Regions from separate parts of the Homo sapiens genome. Here regions 1, 2 and 4 are each linked to region 3. The links are chromatin loops, found by intact Hi-C in ENCODE. Cell type or tissue: Calu3. All regions are shown on one strand.

Evidence for each region. Hi-C counts contacts between places; a loop is a spot of excess contacts. Peaks named below come from ENCODE experiments on the same cell type or tissue, not always from the same donor. Only the 100,000 strongest peaks of a DNase experiment are listed, where the experiment ranks them.
Region 1: it touches region 3 in a loop (12-fold over the local background); 40 of 110 quality-filtered maps call a loop at or near these places.
Region 2: it touches region 3 in a loop (14-fold over the local background); 10 of 110 quality-filtered maps call a loop at or near these places.
Region 4: it touches region 3 in a loop (12-fold over the local background); 44 of 110 quality-filtered maps call a loop at or near these places.

The regions. Positions count from the first base shown.
Region 1 is chr3:56,492,704-56,497,703 of GRCh38, forward strand. No RefSeq gene overlaps it. Among named protein-coding and RNA genes, the nearest start is that of ERC2, 27 kb to the left of the region's middle. In Calu3, a CTCF peak has its summit at 2,192 (motif pointing left); a DNase peak (open chromatin) is centred at 2,168.
Region 2 is chr3:56,545,004-56,550,003 of GRCh38, forward strand. No RefSeq gene overlaps it. Among named protein-coding and RNA genes, the nearest start is that of CCDC66, 9.7 kb to the right of the region's middle. In Calu3, no CTCF peak of the experiment used is centred here; no DNase peak of the experiment used is centred here.
Region 3 is chr3:56,337,898-56,342,897 of GRCh38, forward strand. The region is part of intron 2 of ERC2 (ELKS/RAB6-interacting/CAST family member 2); the gene reads right to left. Among named protein-coding and RNA genes, the nearest start is that of ERC2, 130 kb to the right of the region's middle. In Calu3, no CTCF peak of the experiment used is centred here; a DNase peak (open chromatin) is centred at 2,784.
Region 4 is chr3:56,444,174-56,449,173 of GRCh38, forward strand. All of the region lies in intron 1 of ERC2 (ELKS/RAB6-interacting/CAST family member 2), which reads right to left. Among named protein-coding and RNA genes, the nearest start is that of ERC2, 22 kb to the right of the region's middle. In Calu3, a CTCF peak has its summit at 3,101 (motif pointing left); a DNase peak (open chromatin) is centred at 3,108.

The DNA.
Region 1 (5,000 bases), 150 kb after region 3:
CCACATAGCTGGGATTACAGGCATGAGCCACCACACTCGGCTAATTTTTCTATTTTTAGTAGAGACAGGGTTTCACCATGTTGTTCAGGCTGGTCTCGAACTCCCGACCTCAGGTGATCTGCCCACCTCAGCCACCTAAAGTGCTGGGATTACAAGCATGAGCCACCATGCCTGGCCCCATCTCACTTTTAAAAAATATTCTAATAAAGTCCTTGGCTGGCAACCAGAAGGATAAAATAAAAAGAATCAAATTATCTAGTGGTGTTAAATATAAAACGGAAAGGAATAAAAATTTAAAAGGATACAGACACAGGGAATAGTAATATTCCCTGCCTCAATATTTTGGTTTACACAGTTCCTTTTTATCTTTTTAAAAGTATAAATAGTACATGCCTATTGTATGATACAAATGTGTACCAAACAGTGAAAAGGCCCTCCACTTTCCCCTGGTAGATCAGTCTTTCAATAAAACCTAATGTTAATACTTTAGTGTATGGCCTTCTAGATTCTTCTGTGCATACATCTACAAATGTATTTGCCTCAATAGATTATACTATGCATACCATTCTCTGCCCTATATTTTTTAATCCAACAAAATATTGTGGATATGTTTCCTTGCCTATTCATATAAATCAATGTTCTGAATGACTGCATAGTAATTGCTGAACCACAACTTATCTCCTACTGATAACATTTACATTGGTTCTAATTTTTTTACCATAACATCAGTGGTATAATTTCTGCATGATTGTAATAAAAAGATGCTTCATATTTATTTATACTTCTTTAAGTTAAATTTCTAACATAGTTTTGCCGGGTCAAAAAGAATACCCAGGTCAGACACAGTGGCTCACACCTGTAATCTCAGCACTTTGGGAGACAGAGGTGAGAGGATCACTTGAGCCCAGGAGTTTGAGACCAGCCTGGGCAACATGGCAAGACCCCATATCTTAAAAAAAAAAAAAATGGCTGGGTGTGGTGGCACATGCCTGTAGTCCCAGCTGCTTGGGAAACTGAGATGGGAGGATTCCTTGAACCCAGGAGGTCAAGGCTGCAGTGAGCTGTGATTGCACCACTGCACTCCAGCCTGGGTGACAAAGTGAGGCTCTGTATTAAAAAAAAAAAAACAAGAATACCTATTGATATTTTGATAGATTCTGCCAAATTGCCCTCTAAAAGGTTGCAACAATTAAAACCCTCAGGAGTAATATACATCCATACTTATTTGCCCAATCCTTCAGAAAATTTGGGCAACGTAGATAATTTTCATTTTTATAGATTTCTTATTTTTACATTTGAATGTATAATCTTTTATAAAATAGTAAGATGAAGAGATGAAGGGCCTTGCTATTGTTTACAAACTATGTGACAACAGACTTTAAAGTTTAGGTTTTTTAAGTTAATTCAGGCAATAAATCTTTAAAACAAAAAAAAAAATCTCAGGCCAGGTGCAGTGGATCATGCCTGTAATCCCAGCACTTTGGGAGGCTGAGGAAGGAGGATCACTTGAGGCCAGTAGTTTGAGGCCAGCCTGGGAAACACAGTGAGACCCCATTTCTATAAAAAAGATTTTAAAGATTAGCCAAGTATGGTGATGCATGCCTGTAGTCTTAGCCACCCAGGAGGCTGAGGCAGGAGGATAGCTTGAGCCTAGGAGTTGGAGGCTGCAGTAAACTGTGATTGTGCTACTGGACTCCAGCCTGGGTGACAGAGTGGGACCTTGTATCTTAAAAAAAAGAAGTTAAAAACAAACAATAAAAAACATATTATCTTCTCTTCCTAGACCACATCCTTTCGCAACCATTTGAGAACTAGGTAAAAATTATCAGTCTCTATTGCTAGCTGAAGCTTTCACCTTGACTGGGCTTCCACCATCACCAGGTTTGATTGCAAAGTGTCATTTCTTTTCTTGGGTGAGAAGCATATCAAAATACTATCACTTGCTTACCCTGCCCCGACATGCTAGGTTTGATTCATGTTGGAATAATAGAAAGGACTAAAGAATTCAGAGCAGTTCTGTACTCTCGCCTGACACCTAACACCAATCGGTTTCCAGCCCACAGAGCTGTGCAGTGGAATCTCCAAGGCACATTCTAGATTCCCTAGTGTCACTCCAGTGAGCAACCTTTCTACACACTTCAGCACCTGGACAGCTCTCTTGGCACCACCTCTAGAGGGCATGGTAAGCCGCTTTGTTGAGCCCTCTAGTGGTTGCTTTAGTTATTGCACAACTGTTTTTAAAATTTCAGGTGTACCTCGGAGATATTGCAGGTTGGGTTCCAGACAACCACAGTAAAGCTAGTATCAGAATAGCTCTGGTTCTGCAGTGCATATAAAAGTTATATTTGCACTGTACTGTAGTCTATTAAGCGTGCAATAACATTAGGTCAAAAAACAATGTACTGACTTGGCAAAGTGGCTCACACCTGTAATTCCAGCACTTTGGGAGACAAGGGTGGGAGGATCACTTGAGCCCAGGACTTTGACACTACTCTGGGCAACACAGTGAGAACTCATTTCTTTAAAAAAAAAAAAAAGATTAAAAATTAGCTGGACATGGTGCTGTGCATTTGTAGTCCCAGCTGCTCAGGAGGCTGAGGTAGGGGGATCACTTGAGCCTGGGAGATTGAGGCTGCAGTGAGCTATGATCATGCCACTGCATTCCTTCCTGGGCAACAGAGTGAGACCTTGTCTCCGGAAAAATGTACATACCTTAATTTAAAATATTTTATTGCTAAAAAATTGCTAATGATCATCTGAGCCTTTAGCAAGTCATAATATCTTTGCTGGTGAAGGTTCTTGCCTCAGTGTGGATGGCTGCTGACAGATCAGGGTGGGGGTTGCTGAAAGTTGGAGTGGCTGTGGAAATTTCTTTAAAAAAGACAACAATGAACTTTGTTGCATTGATTGATTTTTCCTTTCATGAAAGATTTATCTGTAGCATGTGATGCTGTTTGATAGCATTTTACCTACAGTAAACTTCTTTCAAAATTAAAGTTAATCCCCTCCAACCCTGCTGCTGCTTTATCAAATAAGTTTATGTAACATTCTAAATCCTTTTGTTGTCACTGCAACAATGTTCACAGCATCTTTGCCAGGAGTAGATTCCATCTCAAGAAACAAGTTTTTTTGCTCATCCATAAGAATCAACTCCTAAACCATTCAAGTTTTATCATGAGATTGCAGCAATTCAGTCAGACCTTCAGGCTCCACTTCTAATTCTAGTTCTCTTGCTAATTCCACCACATCTGCAATAACTTCCTCCATGGAAGTCTTAAACCCCTCAATGTCATTCACGAGGGCTGGAGTGAACTTCTTTCGAATTCCTGTTCATGTTGCTATTTTGGCCTCCTTCCATGAATCATAAATGTTCTTAATGACATCTAGAATCCTTTCCAGAGGATTTTCCATTTATTTTGCCCAGATCCATTGGAGAAATCATTATCTATGGCAACTATAGCTTTATGGAATGGATTTCTACAAATAATAAGGTTTGAAAGTCAAAATTACTCCTGGATCCATGGGCTACAGAATGGATATTGTATTATTAGCAGGCAGGAAAACATTAATCCCTTTGTACGTCTCTGTTGGGATTCACTCAGGATGGTGGCAGAAATATTAAAGGGAAATATTAGGGAAAGTTATAGGGAATAGTCACAAACCTCTCTGGAAGGCTGAAAGGTTACATAGCTTGTAATAATTGAACAGGCTGAAGGCTGCCGGTTCTTACCTTAGAGCATTAAGTCATAGGTTAAATACTAGGGACAATAGAGGCTTCCCCAGTTAAGTCTGTTTACCCTACCTCCATTAACTAACCTTTGAGCCAGATGGCCCTGGGGGGGTGGCGGGAGAGGTCTACCAGGAAAATTGCCCCCAATGGTATTTACTTTAGACCACAGTACCTGAGCTTTAATCATTCGTAGAACTACTCTCTTAACCATGTTAATTATCCACAAGTGTGTTGACTCAAAGCTTCCATTGTTAATTCTACACTAAATAAATGCCTGGAGTGCGAACCGTTCAGGGCAACACCTGCCATTCTTTACAGGACTCTTCTTGGAGTCTGTGAGTGGCCTCGGACCCTCAGCTGGACTGGCAAAGCAGAATATCTGTGTGTCAGTGTATGTTTATTCATCCGTCACCAAATCAGGGGTCTGCAGGAACAGACCCTCTGCAGCTAGTGCTCCCAAGAAAGGAGCGCTGCCTCACATCTCCATCACAGCTCATGGGTAACCAGATGCTTTGTGAATGAGTGGTAATATTTTGAAAGGAATATTTTTTTCTGAGCAACAGGTCTCAAGAGTGGGCTTAAAATATTCAGTAAACCATGTTATAAACAGATATGCCTTCATCCGGGCTTTGGTTTTCCATTTGTAGAGCACAGGCAGAGTAGATTTAGCTTAATTCTTAGGACTTTAGGGTTTTCAGAATGGTAAATAAGCATTGGCTTCAACTCAAAGTCACCAGCTGACTTAGCCCCTAACAAGAGAGTCAGCCTGTCCTTTGAAGCTCTGAAGCCAGGCATTGACTTCTCTTCTCTAGCTGTGAAATTTCTAGGGGGCATCTTCCTCCAATGGAAGTCTGTTTTGTCTACACTGAAAATCTGTTTTTTAGTGTAGCCACTTTCACAAATGATCTTAGCTAGATCTTCTAGAAAACTTGCTGCAGCTTCTCCATCACTTACAGTTTCACCTTTCACTTTCGTGTTATAGAAACAGCTTCTTTTCTTAAACCTCATTAGTCAAACTCCGTTGGTGTCAGACTTTTCTTCTACAGCTTCCTTACTTCTCTCAGCCTTCATAGAATTGAAGAGAGTTAGGGCCTTGCCCTGGATTAGGTTTTGGTTTAAGGAAATGTTGTGGCTGGTTTGATCTTCTATCCAGACCACTCAAACTCTCTCCATATCAGTGATAAGGCTGTTCACCCTCTTATTTATATGTTCACTGGAGTAACACTATTAATTTCCTTCAAGAACTTTTCCTTTGCATTCGCAACTTGGC
Region 2 (5,000 bases), 210 kb after region 3:
TTAGACTTCAGAGATAGACTTTTTTTCTTTTTTTTTTTTTTTTTGAGACAGAGTCTTGCTCTGTCACCCAGGCTGGAATGCAGTGGCACGATCTTGGCTCACTGCAACCTCTGCCACCCGGTTTCAAGCAATTCTCCTGCCTCAGCCTCCCAAGTAGCTGGGATTACAGGTGTGTGCCATCATGCCTGGCTAATTTTTGTATTTTTACTAGAGACAGGGTTTCAGTATCTTGGCCAGGCTGGTCTTGAACTCCTGACCTCGTGATCCACCCGTCTCAGCCTCCCAAAGTGCTGGGATTACAGGCGTGAGCCACCGCGCCCAGCCCGGTAGACTAATTTGACTCTACCATTACTCACCGTCTGACTTAATCAAGGTATTTTACTTCTCTAAGCCTCAGTTTTGTCTTCTGTAAGATGGAGAAAATACTAATATCTACAACAGAGTTTTCATTTGTTTAAGAATAGTTTGAGACACTTTTAAAATTCTTAGTTCTATGTCAAATATAACAAGTACTCAATAAACAGGAACTTATTTCAGTTTATTATTACTAAAACAATCAATCAATTGGTTATTTTGTTGTCTGTTCAAGAATATCATGATTACAATTTTTGTTTCTATCCAGTGAACCTCTGTAGAAATAAAGTTGGGGGCTGGGAGTGGTGGCTCGCCTCTGTAATCCCAACACTTTGGGAGGCCAAAGCAAGAAGATCACTTGAGCCCAAGAGTTTGATACCAACCCAGGAAACATAGTGAGACGCTGTCTCTACAAAAAATTAGAAAATTAGCCTGGCATGGTGACATATGCCTGTAGTCCCAGCTACACAGGAGGCTGAGTAGGAAGGATCACTTGATCCTGGGAGGTCAAAGCTGCAGTAAGCCATGATCATGCCACTTCATTTCAGCCTGGGTGACAGGGCTAGACCCTATCTCAAAAAGAAAGAAAGAAAGAAAGTTAGATAATTCTTGCTGTGATCTATTTTGTTATTTTGTAGTCTAGGAAAATTAATGACACTTTCAAAAATAGATGCATTCCCTTCCAACAGTACAACATAAAATACAAAATTAAACTGTCACAAAAGTCTTCCCAAAAGATTGAAAATTATATGATTTAATACTTTTAAGTATCTTTCTAAAGCGGCGCATTTTCAAATATTTCTAACATTGGGAGAAAAGCCCATCTGCTGAATCTTCTAGTTGAAGCAAGGAGTTTTCAGTTCTGTTGAGCCTTTCCCAGGGAACGATAGGAAAGGTGGGTGGACCCGAAGAGAAGATGGCTGTGTCCCCAGTGGGGAAGGAGTAAACAAGGCCTGTCACTAATTTCTGTGGAAATTCAGAGTCAATAAAGCTGAACACTGGTGAGCAAAATGAGACAGAAGTGGAGTTTCAGAATGGGAAAGAGGAAAGAAAGAAAGAAGAAACAATCAGGGCCTAACAAGGGGCAGCATATCGGAGACACATTTTTCCAAAGGCTGGGAAAGAAGGATGTCTGGTGACAGGTGTTTTTCCACATTCTGTAGAAGGGCAGAGAAAGAGAGAGAATACATACAAGAGGAGAATAATGAGATTGGCACCTGGAAATCCTCAAGAACAGGCATCTGTAGTAATAGTGTGAACACATTTTCACATTTAACTCTCCAAAAACCCTAAATGCCAAATTCTAATATTATCCCCATTTTATGGGGAAAGAAACTGAGACTTAGAGAGGCCAATGAACTTCCCCCGGACCACACAGCAAAGTTAGCAGCAAGTCAGGAATTTGAATCTGGGTCTATTTAATCAGAGCCTGCATTCTTCTCCACCTTGCTGTACTACTAGCTCTTGGTAATGCGAGGAAAGCAGGAGATTCAAAGGAATTTAGGAAAGCAGTGGGGGAATGTGAAGAAAAGGTACTGGCAAAACTTCATACCTCTAGTTCTTAAGTAAAAATTTATTTAAATTTTTCTTTGTGTGTGTTTTTTTTTTAAGCCTTGGCAAAAATGTTATCTTATACCACAGTAATAAAGCATGAGATTCTTGGCCAGGTGTGGTGGCTCACACCTATAATCCCAGCACTCTGGGAGGCCAAGGTGGGCAGATCACCTGAGGCCAGGAGTTTGAGACCAGCCTGGCCAACATGGTGAAACCCCGTCTCTACTAAAAATACAAAAATTAGCCAGACATGGTAACGCATGCCCATAATCCCAGCTGCTCAGGGGCTGAGGCATGAGAATAGCTTGAACCCAGGAGGCGAAGGTTGCAGTGAGCCAAGACCACATCACTGCACTCCAGCCTGGGCAACAGAGTGAGACTCCATCTCAAAAAAAAACAAAGAAAAGAAAAGAAAAGAAATAAATAAATAAAATGTGAAGATTCTTAAGTAATTTTATGTAAGGGGGCTTATTTGCAAAAGTCAAACTTCAAGTACTAGTTTATACAATTACTCAAATATTGTGAAAATCTCTTTGGAGATGATGATTCCTATTTCTGCTTAAGAATTAGCTTTAGATTTATTAAGGAAGTATTTTTTAATAAGCTTAATATAATCAGAAAATGTGTCTCTAAGTCTTCAGGAAGAGAGTCATGATTTTCTAGAATTTTATATTTTCTGTGTTAACCATTTAAAACCATGATTATTCAACTAAAATAAATCTCATCTGTTAAAACGTCCATATGGTATTGTTGTATATAAAGCTGGACCCACACTGCCATCTGCTGTGTCAAGATTAGGTTTAACATCACCCACATAAACCGGGTTTAAGAAATGCAAAAAAATTATATTGAAAACCCGTATTACTTTGCTTCTTGGAAAATGAATGCAGGGGAAAATAAGTACTAGCAGTTATTTATTTCAACTTGTATTAGCAGTGTGGGGAGAAATTGTATGTGTTTGTGTGTTTTAACATGACATATTTCAGGGACACAAAAATGAATAGAGAATAATATAACAAAATTTATGTTTCCACCATCTTTACTAAAAAATGAATATTACCAATGCCATTGATACTTGCTGGGTTTGTCTCCCTGGTCTCATTGTCACCACTCCCACCCAAGGAAATTACCCTCATGGTTGTCATGTTTATCACTGGGAAAGCCTTTCACAGGCAAATATGCACATCTAATAGGTAAATGTGTTCACCTTTTACTTCTGTGTGCTTTACTAAGGTTGACCAGTGAAGAAGTTTCTATGCTAGCAACTTCACCCTGGAAAATTAGTGGAGAGAGCTCTATTCCAAAACAGTCCTGTTATTCCCAGGAGGATTTTTTCCCAAATTTAAGATTCAGAGATGCCCAGATGATCTCTCCTTGGTTGCCGCTAAGTGATTGGTGTTCCCTTTCTTTGGTATGTCTATGGTAATATGTAAATTATAAGCCCCCATTGTCACATTACAGGTTCATGTGGGGAGAAAAGTATTCTACATAAAGGGAAAGCTGAAGAAGAGACACAGAAATGAGAGAGGATAGTAAGTATATTTGGGGAAGAGTAAGTAGACTGTCACAGCTGGAGCATCAGGGGATACGGGACATAAAGATGGATTTCTAGGGCCTACAAAAGCCACTGTGCCATTGACAGAATGAAGGGAAATGGAACCACAAGAGTCATGTTGGGAAAGGACAGTACAATGTAGCATTGCCTCTGCTGCATTCGAGGTGATTCCACACAGCCATGCGAGAACTGGCAGCTGCAACAGGAGACTGCATAGGTGAGGAGAGAAGTAGAAACTGGGAGTTTCAGACCCACCCTTACAATCCCTACAGAAATAAGAGTTCAAGGGAGGTAAGAGAGAGGTTGAGCAGTCAGAAGTAGGGCCTGGGAGAAGAGCAGGGGCCATGGATGCTAGAAAACAAAACTGGGGAGTCAGTCATGAGATGCAGCAGTATATCCCTCTACAAACGATGAAAATGCTCTTACTGCAATTCTCCCCAGTATCTGACCACTCTAGCTAACTATAACTTAAACCTCTTTCTTTTGGTCTTATCATGTAACTGCCCTTCTAATAATGAACCTGAATAGAGACAATTCCAGGAGGAAAAATATTGAGCCAGAGACACCACACCATCTGCAATCCAGTTCCCCATCTCCTTCAACACTTTTATGTAAGAATGAACTAGTTTAAGTCCAGACACGGTGGCTCACGCCTGTAATCCCAGCACTTTGGGAGGCCAAGGTGGGAGGATCACCTGAGGTCAGGAGTTTGAGGCCATCCTGGCTAACACGGTGAAACCCCATCTCTACTAAAAATACAAAAATTAGCCAGGCGTGGTGGTGGGTGCCTGTAATCCCAGCTACTCAGGAGGCTGAGGCAGGAGAATCACTTGAACCCAAGAGGTTGCAGTAAACAGAGATCATGCCATTGCCCTCCAGTCTGGGTGACAAGAGTGAAACTCCGTCTCAAAAAAAAAATAAACTACTTTAAATGTATATCAGGCAGGCTAGAAAGAAAACAGAAGATAGCGCCACAGAGGAGCCTGCAAGGTCTAGGTTAAAGGACCCCAGAGAAAGCCATCTCAGATGGTATTGCTAAACAGAAATCTTAGACATATTGGTGACAGACTGCATCTTTCTGAGTCGGGTTTCTGTGCATGAGGTGGTATGTGTGTGTGGGTGGTGCAAGAAATGGGAGACAAGGAAAGCTGGAGAACTCCAAGCCATTCAAAACTCAAAAGCAAATCCCATAATTTGTTCATCTCTATAGATTTCAATTAGAGCTACGGTCTCAACTCTTGTTGGGTACTGTACTGGAAAGGAGGGGTGCTTCATGGAACAAGTACAGTCATATGTCCCTTAATGATGGGAATACATTCTGAGAAATGCCTTTTAGGTGATTTTGTCATTGTGTGAACATCATAGAGTGTACTTACACAAACTTAGATGACACAGCCTGTTGCACGCCTAGGCTATCTTGTATCACTATTGCTCTGACCACCACCGTATATGAGGGTCGTCGTTGACTGAAATGTGGTTATGTGGCACATGACTGTATATGCATTAGTTGTATTATTACTTTAACAAATTACCACAA
Region 3 (5,000 bases):
TTTATATGATAGAATACCAACCACATGGTGCAAAAAATTAATAGATCATGGCTACATTCAACAAAAGGGACAAATCTCACAAATCCAATGCTAAATGAAGGAAGCCAGACACAAATGAATATGACTAGATGGTTACATTTGTATAAAGTTGAAAAACAAGCAAATTAACTCTAGCATTTAAGAATGCATACTTAGGTGGTAAAAGAATAAAGAAAAACAAGGAAGATTACCATGAAGTCAGAGTAACAGTTAGCTTTGAGGGGAGGTAGGGGGTTGTGACAGGAAAGGAGAACACAGAAGACTTTTAGGTTGTTTCCTTACTTCGTGATGGTTACATGTGTATTGTATTGATTCATTATGCTGTACATTTATGTTTTGTATACTTCCTATATCTGTGTGATATCTCACAATAACAAAGCAACTCTTAAATCACTCCTGCCTGCCTCATCTAATCCAGGCCCTCTTTTCAGGAACGTCAGAGAACTGTGGTCTATGCAGTTAGCTCTGCCTTTCTGTACCGCCTGTCTACTTGAGCCAAAATCCTGGTGGGGGATGAGAGACAGGAAGGATACAGAAGAGGTGAGAAGATGGGCCTGCCACCTGCAATTGCCTTCATAGAACTGTCTAACCTTTCCATCCCAGTCTCAAGGGATACTCCCAGGGTCAGCCCCTGTCTTTTATCATGTCACTTTTGAGACATGAAAACAAAGAAGAGTGAGTGAAGACGCCTATAATTAGCACAAGCAAGAAATGAAGGACACAAGGAGAAATGCCACATTAACCACTCATTCAACATATACAAAGTGCCAGGATACAGTGACTGTTCTGAGGGGGGAATATGACCCAATCAGGGCCAAAGTCCTTCCTTAAAATCCACACTGGGACATTTAGGGAGAGAAGCACTTTCTCCCTAAGGCTGTCAGGCCACAAAAATGAGTCTGGACTTCAGGAGGCCACTTTTACCAGCCATGTGGAGGAAGCATGTCTGCAAATGAACAAAATAAAGCTGACAGAAGAGGGCAAAAGGGCTGAGAGTTGGACAGAGATAAGACAAGTGCCTGAGAATGGTGCCTTGCATCAAGAGTAGCAAAGGCCAGCAAAGGTAGGGAGAGGGTTTCAATAGCCTCGAGTCCCCAGTTCCACCTCTGATGTCTTGATTTCTACAACTTAGCCTCAGTTCTGTCCCTCCCAGCTATGGGAGACAACATGGGTCATATCTCGTGCTCAATTCTAATAAGAGAAAAGTTAATAACATGCAAGTCTTTCTCTTAAGGGAGCCGCAATTGAATCAGGAAAATAGAAGTAACAACAGATCATCACACAGCATATGGGAGTGCGCCATCATACAGAAGTGGCGCACCTTAACCAGACTAGAGGATGAGAGGGAAGTGTTAGGGAAGAGTTTCTGAGGAGGTGAACTATGGAATGCTTTGGTTTCATCAGGGGAAAGAGAAGTGTAAGGGTAGTCAAGGCAACAGGGGCAGCTTGTGTTAAGGTGGGGAGGTATGAAGGGAACTGGGAGGAAGGACACTCAGAATACTTTGGCACTGCTGAAGTGCGGTGTGGCTGGCAGGAGAAGCCAGGGAGACTGGTCATAAAGGAGCTGAGAGGCACTTAAAGGCCTCTGACTTCACATAGGCAAAGGGAGCCTTTGAAAAGCTTTAATCAAGAGAAAGATTTAATCAGGGGTCCAATTTCCCTTTTAAAAAGATCAAGGAGATGTTTCCTAAGTCCAATGTCTGGCAACAGGAAGACATGTCTCTCTCTCTCCCTCTCCCTCTTCCCACCCCTGTCCTTACTCCACCCTCTCTCCAGCACCCTGAATCTCTGAAACTCCCTTCTGCCCCGCAACTTTCATTTCCTGAATTTCCCACCCTATGGTATAAACAATAGGGACAACACCAGCTAATGACAAGAGCAACAGACCAGTGGTCTTGAAAGCTGGATCTAATCCTGCTCTCCCACTACCAGGCCTTGGACCCAGGCCAAGCCACCACAGCCTCCGGGCTCATCTGCACGGACAAAACGAGGATAACAAGATTAGTCTACATACCTCAGAGGTGCTATGAGAAGTGTGTGAAAGTGAGTCAAAATCACAACCCCAAGATATTGATAAAAGTGACATCCTGATGCAAATAGCATCACAAAGCATACTTTATTTGTTCTCTTATTAATTATAAGTAATTAAATCCTATGATTTGGTAAATATATACACAGTATCCATGTTTTGTTTAAAATAAGTTAACATGGATTTCTCATATCTGAACATGCCCAATATTATTTTGGGAGTAATCTGTTTTGACTTTATTATATTATCTCTGATAAGGACAGCATTAAATACTATCATTAAAATGATATATCCTGATAGATACCTAGTATTTAGCTTAAAATTAAATAAAGATAACAATGTTAAAATGTGTTTAAAACACAGGCTTAAAAAATGAATGCAGACACCCAGACAAGTTTCCCACCAGTGATAAAGCACTTGTACCTCAGCAGGGTATCAAAATCCCTTAAGATAAAGGCAGGTGTTTCCTGAAATTAGGTAGCAATATTGCTTCTAAGATGAAGCTGTGCAAACCTAGTGGGAGAGAATCATTGAGGGTGTGTGTGTGTTTGTGTGTGAGAGAGAGAGAGAGAGTGAATGTGTGTGTGTGTGTGTGTGTGTGTGTGTGTGTGTGTTTAATCTCACTAATTTACAGAGCATATTTTTAAGCATTATTAGCAGCCTTGGGGCAAGTTTTCTTTTAACAGCATGCATAATCGTCTGACAATTGCCCACAAGGTGGCACCAAACTCGTGCCCTGAGGACAACCAAGGAAACTTTTTAATAGTAAAACAGATGCTCCAAATACTCAACAGACATCTTCCTTTATAGCTTATCCTCAACAATGAGCCAGATTTATAGTTATAAGTATCTCCTTCTCTCTATATGGTGCAAAAATTAAAACCTATTGCTGCCTACAAGAAAACAGTAAAAGGAGAAAGACCTCCTCCCAAGATAGACCTGTGCTACTTCTGAGCAGTTTTCAAAAGAAAAAAAAAGTATCTAAGTCCTAAAAATAAATGTTCCACTTCTTTGGGGGGGAAAAAATCCTGAAACTAATTTAGCTCACTGAATGGTACCCAGAAGTTGATCCTTCTTCCTCTGTTTTAAATTTTATCTTATTGAGCTTAGATGAGTCGGTGTAAATCTTTAAAGAACTGACTGTTATTTAAAAATTAAAACAGATTTGCAATTAATACTTAATGTGACAGGTCATGGTTATTTTAAAGGGATGAGATCTATTATTGGAGACTGTCTCCTTCCTGCCCCCTCCACCTTCCTCCATCTTACAAAGGCTATTCTAAGGTGAACTGGTTGGGGCTGGAGTAGAGCTCTGGAAACCTATAATAAAAGTCATTCTGGGAACAGACACAATGTATCACTGTTGGCTTAGGAGATATTCTGCCAATTAAAAACAGGGCACTGGGACCTGAGCCCCTGGGAGCCAAGCCTTCCATTTTGAAGAAGCAGAAGTTATGCAGAGCAATAGAGAATCCTCAAAGGGTCCAGCTTCCTGTTAGCATGAGAGACAGAACTACCTGTTGGGATGAAAGGTTTATTTGTCCCCATTTGCAACACCCACCACAGATAAGAATGACCCTCTGTGAATGGCTTGAGTCATGAGCTTGCCAATCTTTTAGGGGCAAAAAAAAAAAACTAAAAGAAAAGAACCAGATATATCAGTCCATTCTGAGACCCCCAAGCTCTCTATCACCAGATATCATCCCACTGTGCCCAGAAGCCCCAGTAATCCTGTTAGCAATTCCTGAGTCATTCATTCAGCCTCCAGAACATTGCTTTCCCAAGGAAAGACCCCTCATTGCAACTACTTGGCTTCTAATTATTGGTGATCCCTGAAAACACAGGGTAAACCTTTTATTTCTGTTTCCTAAGCAGGGCATCACCTACCTCTGGACCACATGCAGGATTCGAGATCTCAGGGAAGGGCATCCTGGGAGGCTTATGAAGGTATTTTCTGTAGCCCATGCTGCCCACCAAGCCAGACACTCCTGCAGGCTGGCTGGAGAGGCAGGGTGCCAAAGGGAAGCAAGCATGTGGTCCTATTACCAATGATCTTAGAACCTGCTCATTTATCACTCTGCATTCTGCAAACCTGCAGTGGCAACCCTCCCACCCTGCCTCTCCCTTCATGTGAGGAACATAGAATCCAGCTTTTCAGGCAACTCTCTTTCCAGCAGTCTGAGGCTGGGAGTAACCCAGCAGAAATTTTAGCTCAAATGTCCCAGACCATTTTATAAATGCTGCACAAGCCCCTTCTTACTCTGGTTTCAAACCAAGAATACTACTTATTGCCATCACAGAACTCAGAATAAATTCATACAATGAAATACTGTGATCACAAAAACACGTAACACTTCATTCACTAAGTTATGCCAGTAAATTCACTAAGTAATTTCAGTGTTAGATTCCATAATAACAAATATCCCTAGTGATACAGCTTTTGATTTAAATAGGTAGGAAATTACCATTCATCAGACATTTGCCATATGCCAGCTATTCGGCTAAGCACTTCAATTTCCATTTGAAAATTGACCATAACCACAGACTTCTGAAGAACCCATGTCAAATCCTTGAGTGTGCTCCTATATAGCATTCAACACACATTTTTATCACCAGAGTGTACCAGGATGGACACAGAAATGAAACAGTCTAGCCCTGCTCTCAGAGGACTAACACTTCAGTAGGGAAGGAGAACTGTCACATGATTCTGCCAGGTGTGTGTCAGGCACTGCCGAGGAGAGAGTGATTACTCATTCATATATTCTAGACCTCACCCTTTTTGGAACAATTTTTAATTGAAGAAAGAGGAATACAATGGAATATAAAACCGAATAGAGTGGAGTAGAGAGAAGTCATTAAGAATCTGAGAAATGATGGTCTGTGGGATGAGAAAATGATCCCTCCTACAAGGCTTGTCTTTTAGCTCATGGAA
Region 4 (5,000 bases), 110 kb after region 3:
TGTTAGCCAGGATGGTCTCGATCTCCTGACCTCGTGATCTGCTGGCCTTGGCTTCCCAAAGTGCTGGGATTACAGGCGTGAGCCACCACGCCCCGCCAATACCTGCCAATCTTATATGTTTGTGATGTGCAACTGTAAGAAGGGTAAATTATTAATTAGGTCAAACTGTGTACAGAAACAAATAAATGTTGCTGACATCAAAAAAAATTATAACACCAAAAAAATTAGTTGCGCAACACCCTTCACTTTAAAAGAAACTCATGAATAAAATTCAAAGTCCAAGGGTAAGTTCCGCTTATGGCTCAAACAAAATAAAATAAAAGATGGCTTTATGAACCTATAAGAATGCTTTCTCTAATTGCATAGGAATTCATAAATAAGATATACAGTCATCCACTCACTCTCTTAAAAGGCTTAAGGACTCTTGAACTATAAGCTCAGAAGGGAAAAAGCAGGGGAGAACCTTGATTCCTGTCTAACTCAAGTATCTCAGACTATCATGGTCTGGAACAGTCTATTTTAAGACAAAAGCACTTCCTGCTATCTGCTCTAAATTAGGTTAAGTTTATTTCCACAGATCTCCGCCTCAGCCCATCACCTGAGGCCTGCTGACAGACCGTGTGAGCTGAGATCATCAGTATCTCCCAAGATTTTGCCAACTTAAAATATCCTTTTTTTTCTAATCAGCATCCCTAACTTTTCCAAAATTCTGTGTCACAGACTACTAATTCTAAAAACCTTTCTAAAGGAAGACACAATGGAAAACAGATCTCAAACAAGCAGTGGCCACCCAGGAGCCAGATGTTACCTGCAGATGTGCTGTGTATAGCTAGCACAGTGTTGTTTAGAATTTCTATTAATAGTTGCCAACATAGAAAGATAGACAGTTCATATTAAAATCCAGATTCTGATGCTTCCTTAAAAATCTGAAAATCTGACAATGTCAGGCTCACCTTTCTACATGGCAATAACTGGTTGGAGCAACCAGCAGCTGCCCCTTCAAGAGAGGACATGTACCCTCCAGTTTGCCACAGTCTCCTCCACTCCCATTATCTTATATTCAGTCTGATTCCTTTCCTGCCTGCTTCCCCCAATAGGTATTTACATTTTTTACCACTCTACTCACATATAAGGTCTTAAACAATTCATTCTTTTACAATTCATTCTTTTACCACCCACTTCAAGTTCTTTACCAAATCTTATTAATTCTACCTCCAAAATTGCTCTTGAATCTTCTCCGTTGTTTCCACTCCTCTTGAACCAATGTGACTCTTGCATAAGCTACTTCATACCTCCTAAAGCTTCTCCTCTTATCGTCCTCTACTCTTATTTCCAAAATATCAGCTAAACTGTTTTAAGATACAATTACGATTATAAAATATCTCCCCTTACCCACTTAAAACCCTTTTAAAGCTTCCTATTGCTCTGTGGACAAAACCAAAACGCTTCCCATGGCCTGAGGCCCTGCAGGATCTGAGTACAGCCAACAGCCCCCGCCTCCCCTCTTGCCACTCTCTCCTTCAAAGACTCTGACAGGGTCTTCTTCCTGCTGCTCCAATGCATCAAGTCCCTTCCTGTCTCAGAGCCTTCACTCCTGCTGTTCTCTTTGCAGGGCTAATTCCTATTATTTCCTATTCCATCACTTACATGATAGTTTCAATAGCATACCCTCTACAAGATCTATCCCATTCAAATCAGGTCTCTCAGTTACATTCTCTCAAAGCGTAATGCTTTTTTTTTTTCATGATGTGAAAGACATGCTATCTTTTTTCTTTTTATAAGAGAAGCTGACTGGCCAAGGGTCATCTCAATGGCCCTCTTGTTTAGGTTAAAGTAGAGTTAGACTAGGTAGCCTGAATCCTCTGGTGAAGGTGTAAGGAAACCCTTCATAACCCAACTGAGGCTGTCCCTCCTCAGATCCCTGGTTTGGAAAATGTGAAATCTTGTAGGTGTCTTTATGCACAATGATCCGGGAACATTCACGGAGGGAAGTCACTGACACCCCAGTCTTAGGTGCCCAGGATTCAGAGTAAGTGAGATCTATGGGAAGGAATTAGCATAGCTCCACCAGACTTAGAGTTCCCAGAAATTAAATAATTACTTCAAGATAGAAGTCCAGGCTGGTGATTGGGACTCAGGACATGTGACCCAGTAGCCATGGAGAAGCCCCTATTGACAAAGTGTGTGGGTAAGGCTAGAAGCTTCTGGAGACCTCGCATGCTGTATGGAGCCTGTACAGTGGGGCACAAAACTGTGCACAGGGTTGTAACTCATGAGGAAGGCTATATGTCCTAGTTGGGGTTCCCCACCGGCAGATGCTGAGACAAGGATGTGGGTGTAGGAGGTTCATTTATAAGGTATTCCCAGAAAGTACTGAGAGGACAATTTGGAACTAAAACAAGGAAGTCAAGGAAGTCAATAGAGGGCGCATTTTCTTCTTTTTTTTTTTTTCTTTCTTTTTTTTTTTTTTGAGACGGGGTCTCCCTCTGACTCCCAGACTGGAGGGCACTGGCACAATCTCGGCTCACTGCACCCTCCAACTCCCAGGTTCACGCCATTCTCCTGCCTCAGCCTCCCGAGTAGCTGGGATTACAGGCGCGCATCACCACACCCGGCTAATTTTTGTATTTTGGGGTAGGGACAGAGTTTCACCATGTTAGCCAGGCTGGTCTCGAACTCCTGACCTCAAGTGATCCTCCGGCCTCAGCCTCCCAAAGTGCTGGGATTACAGGCGTGAGCCACCACACCCGGCCGAGAGTGCATTTTCAAGAAGGTTTCTGCTGCAAGCAACTGGAAAGAGCTTCGAGAAACAGTGGAGAACCGGCCTCATAGGTGCGCCTCCGGAAGGGCAAGAAACTCCATCATGGGCTGAGGGATGCTCCCTGGCACTCCCAAGTGAAGCCAAAGAGAAAGCCCTCATGTTCCCATACAGGCCATGAGTGCTGAGGAGATGCGGGTGGGGCACCAATAGCATCCGCTACACCCCCACATGGCACACTGTGTCTGAGCTTGGCCACGGGGGACTGGGTTGGCCTTCCCTTGCAGGACCACAGAGTGGGGACCACAGAGGGCACGCACAGCATCTTTCAGTCCGAGGGAGAACAGCCTCAACAGCGACACCTTGTGGCATCAAGATGTAATCATGTGATGGGCTGGTCGGACAGATTGATTTCCAGATTTGGATGTGGGATTTATATCCATATCCCGCTCGCTCTGGGGCTGTGTAAGCCCGAAGCAGCGGGGAGGAGAGGAAAGAGAGGGAGACGAGAAGTGGGGAAGGTTGGGAAGGCGGTCTAGTGGAGAGATTCGGAACTTCCAGCTAAACTGGCACATGGGTTCCAGCATTTTGGATTTAATTTGGACAAATGAAACTGGGAGCAAGGGTTGTTTATTTGCAATATATTGTAATATACTAATCTTAGTATATCTGTTACAATATTTATAAAATATAGAGATTATATTATTTACATTTAATATTTAATTTTAATATATTCTCTTTTCATTTATTTTTATAAACTTTATTAAAGCAGAACATATACATGATGAAGGTAGACCTTAATTGCACACGTTAATTGATTTTTTTTTTTGAGACAGAGTCTCGCTCTGCCACCCAGGCTGGAGTGCAGTGGTGTGATCTCGGCTCACTGCAACCTCTGCCTCCTGAGTTCAAGCGATTCTCCTGCCTCAGCCTCTCGAGTAGCTGCGATTACAGGTGCCCACCACCAAGCCCAGGGAATTTTTGTATTTTTAGTACAGATGGGGCTTTGACATTTTGTTCAGGCTGGTCTCGAACTCCTGACCTCAAGTGATCCACCCGCCTCGGCCTCCCAAAGTGCTAGGATTACAGGTGTGAGCCACTATGCCCAGCCTGCACCGGTTAATTTTTATATAGTGAGCACACCTGTGTTACCACTGTCTAGACCAAGACTTAGAACATTATCAGCATCCCCAAAGCCTCTCTCATGTCCAGTAATCCGTATATGACCCAAAAGCACTTCCATACCTTAGAATTTCATATTAATATGTGCAATTCCTTGTTGGGGTCTCTCTTCCCTCCTATTATAAACCCCTACACTGCAACCCAGGTTTTTACATTGGTGCTAACACTCTTAGAGCCCATGGCAAGAGTACAAATGGATGCCCAGATACCATGTGCCTATACATTTAAAGTTATAAACTGAGCTAACAAACTGGTAAACAAAATACATTCTACCTTCCTACCTTGAATACAGAGATGGGGAAGGTGAGATCTGAATTTTGAACTTAGAATACTTAGACTCCTCAGAATTCCACCAAAACATTGTGGCCGGAGGAAGGCCTGCCCCCCACACCTCCGCCAACACCCTTTCTCCCCACCTCTGGCCCAACCATACCCCACGGGCCTCATACACATGAACTCTGCAGCATGCAAGCTAGGCTTGCTCCAGCTATACCAGGGGTCCACAGGCTTTCTCTGTAAAAGGCCAAACAGTACACATTTTAGGTTTTGTGGGCCACTTGATCTCTGTCATAACTACTCAACTCTGCCATTTCAGCCCAAAAGCAGCCGTAGACAATTTGAAACCAAATAGGCATGGCTGTGTTCCAGTAAAATTTTATTTATAAAAACAAGTGGTAGTTGGCCGGGCGCGGTGGCTCACACCTGTAATTCCAGCACTTTGGGAGGCCAAGGCAGGTGGATCACAAGGTCAGGAGATCGAGACCATCCTGATTAACACGGTGAAACCCCATCTCTACAAAAAATACAAAACATTAGCCAGGCGTGGTGGCAGGCGCCTGTAGTCCCAGCTACTCGGGAGGCTGAGGCAGGAGAATGGCGTGAACCCAGGAGGCAGAGCTTGCAGTCAGCCGAGATTGTGCCACTGCACTCCAGCCTGGGCAACAGAGCGAGACTCCATCTCAAAAAAAAAAAAAAAAAAGTGGTAGTTGGATTTGGCCCACAGGTAGTAGTTTGCTGACACCTGATCTGTAACGTCACACATATGTGCCCCTCCACAACC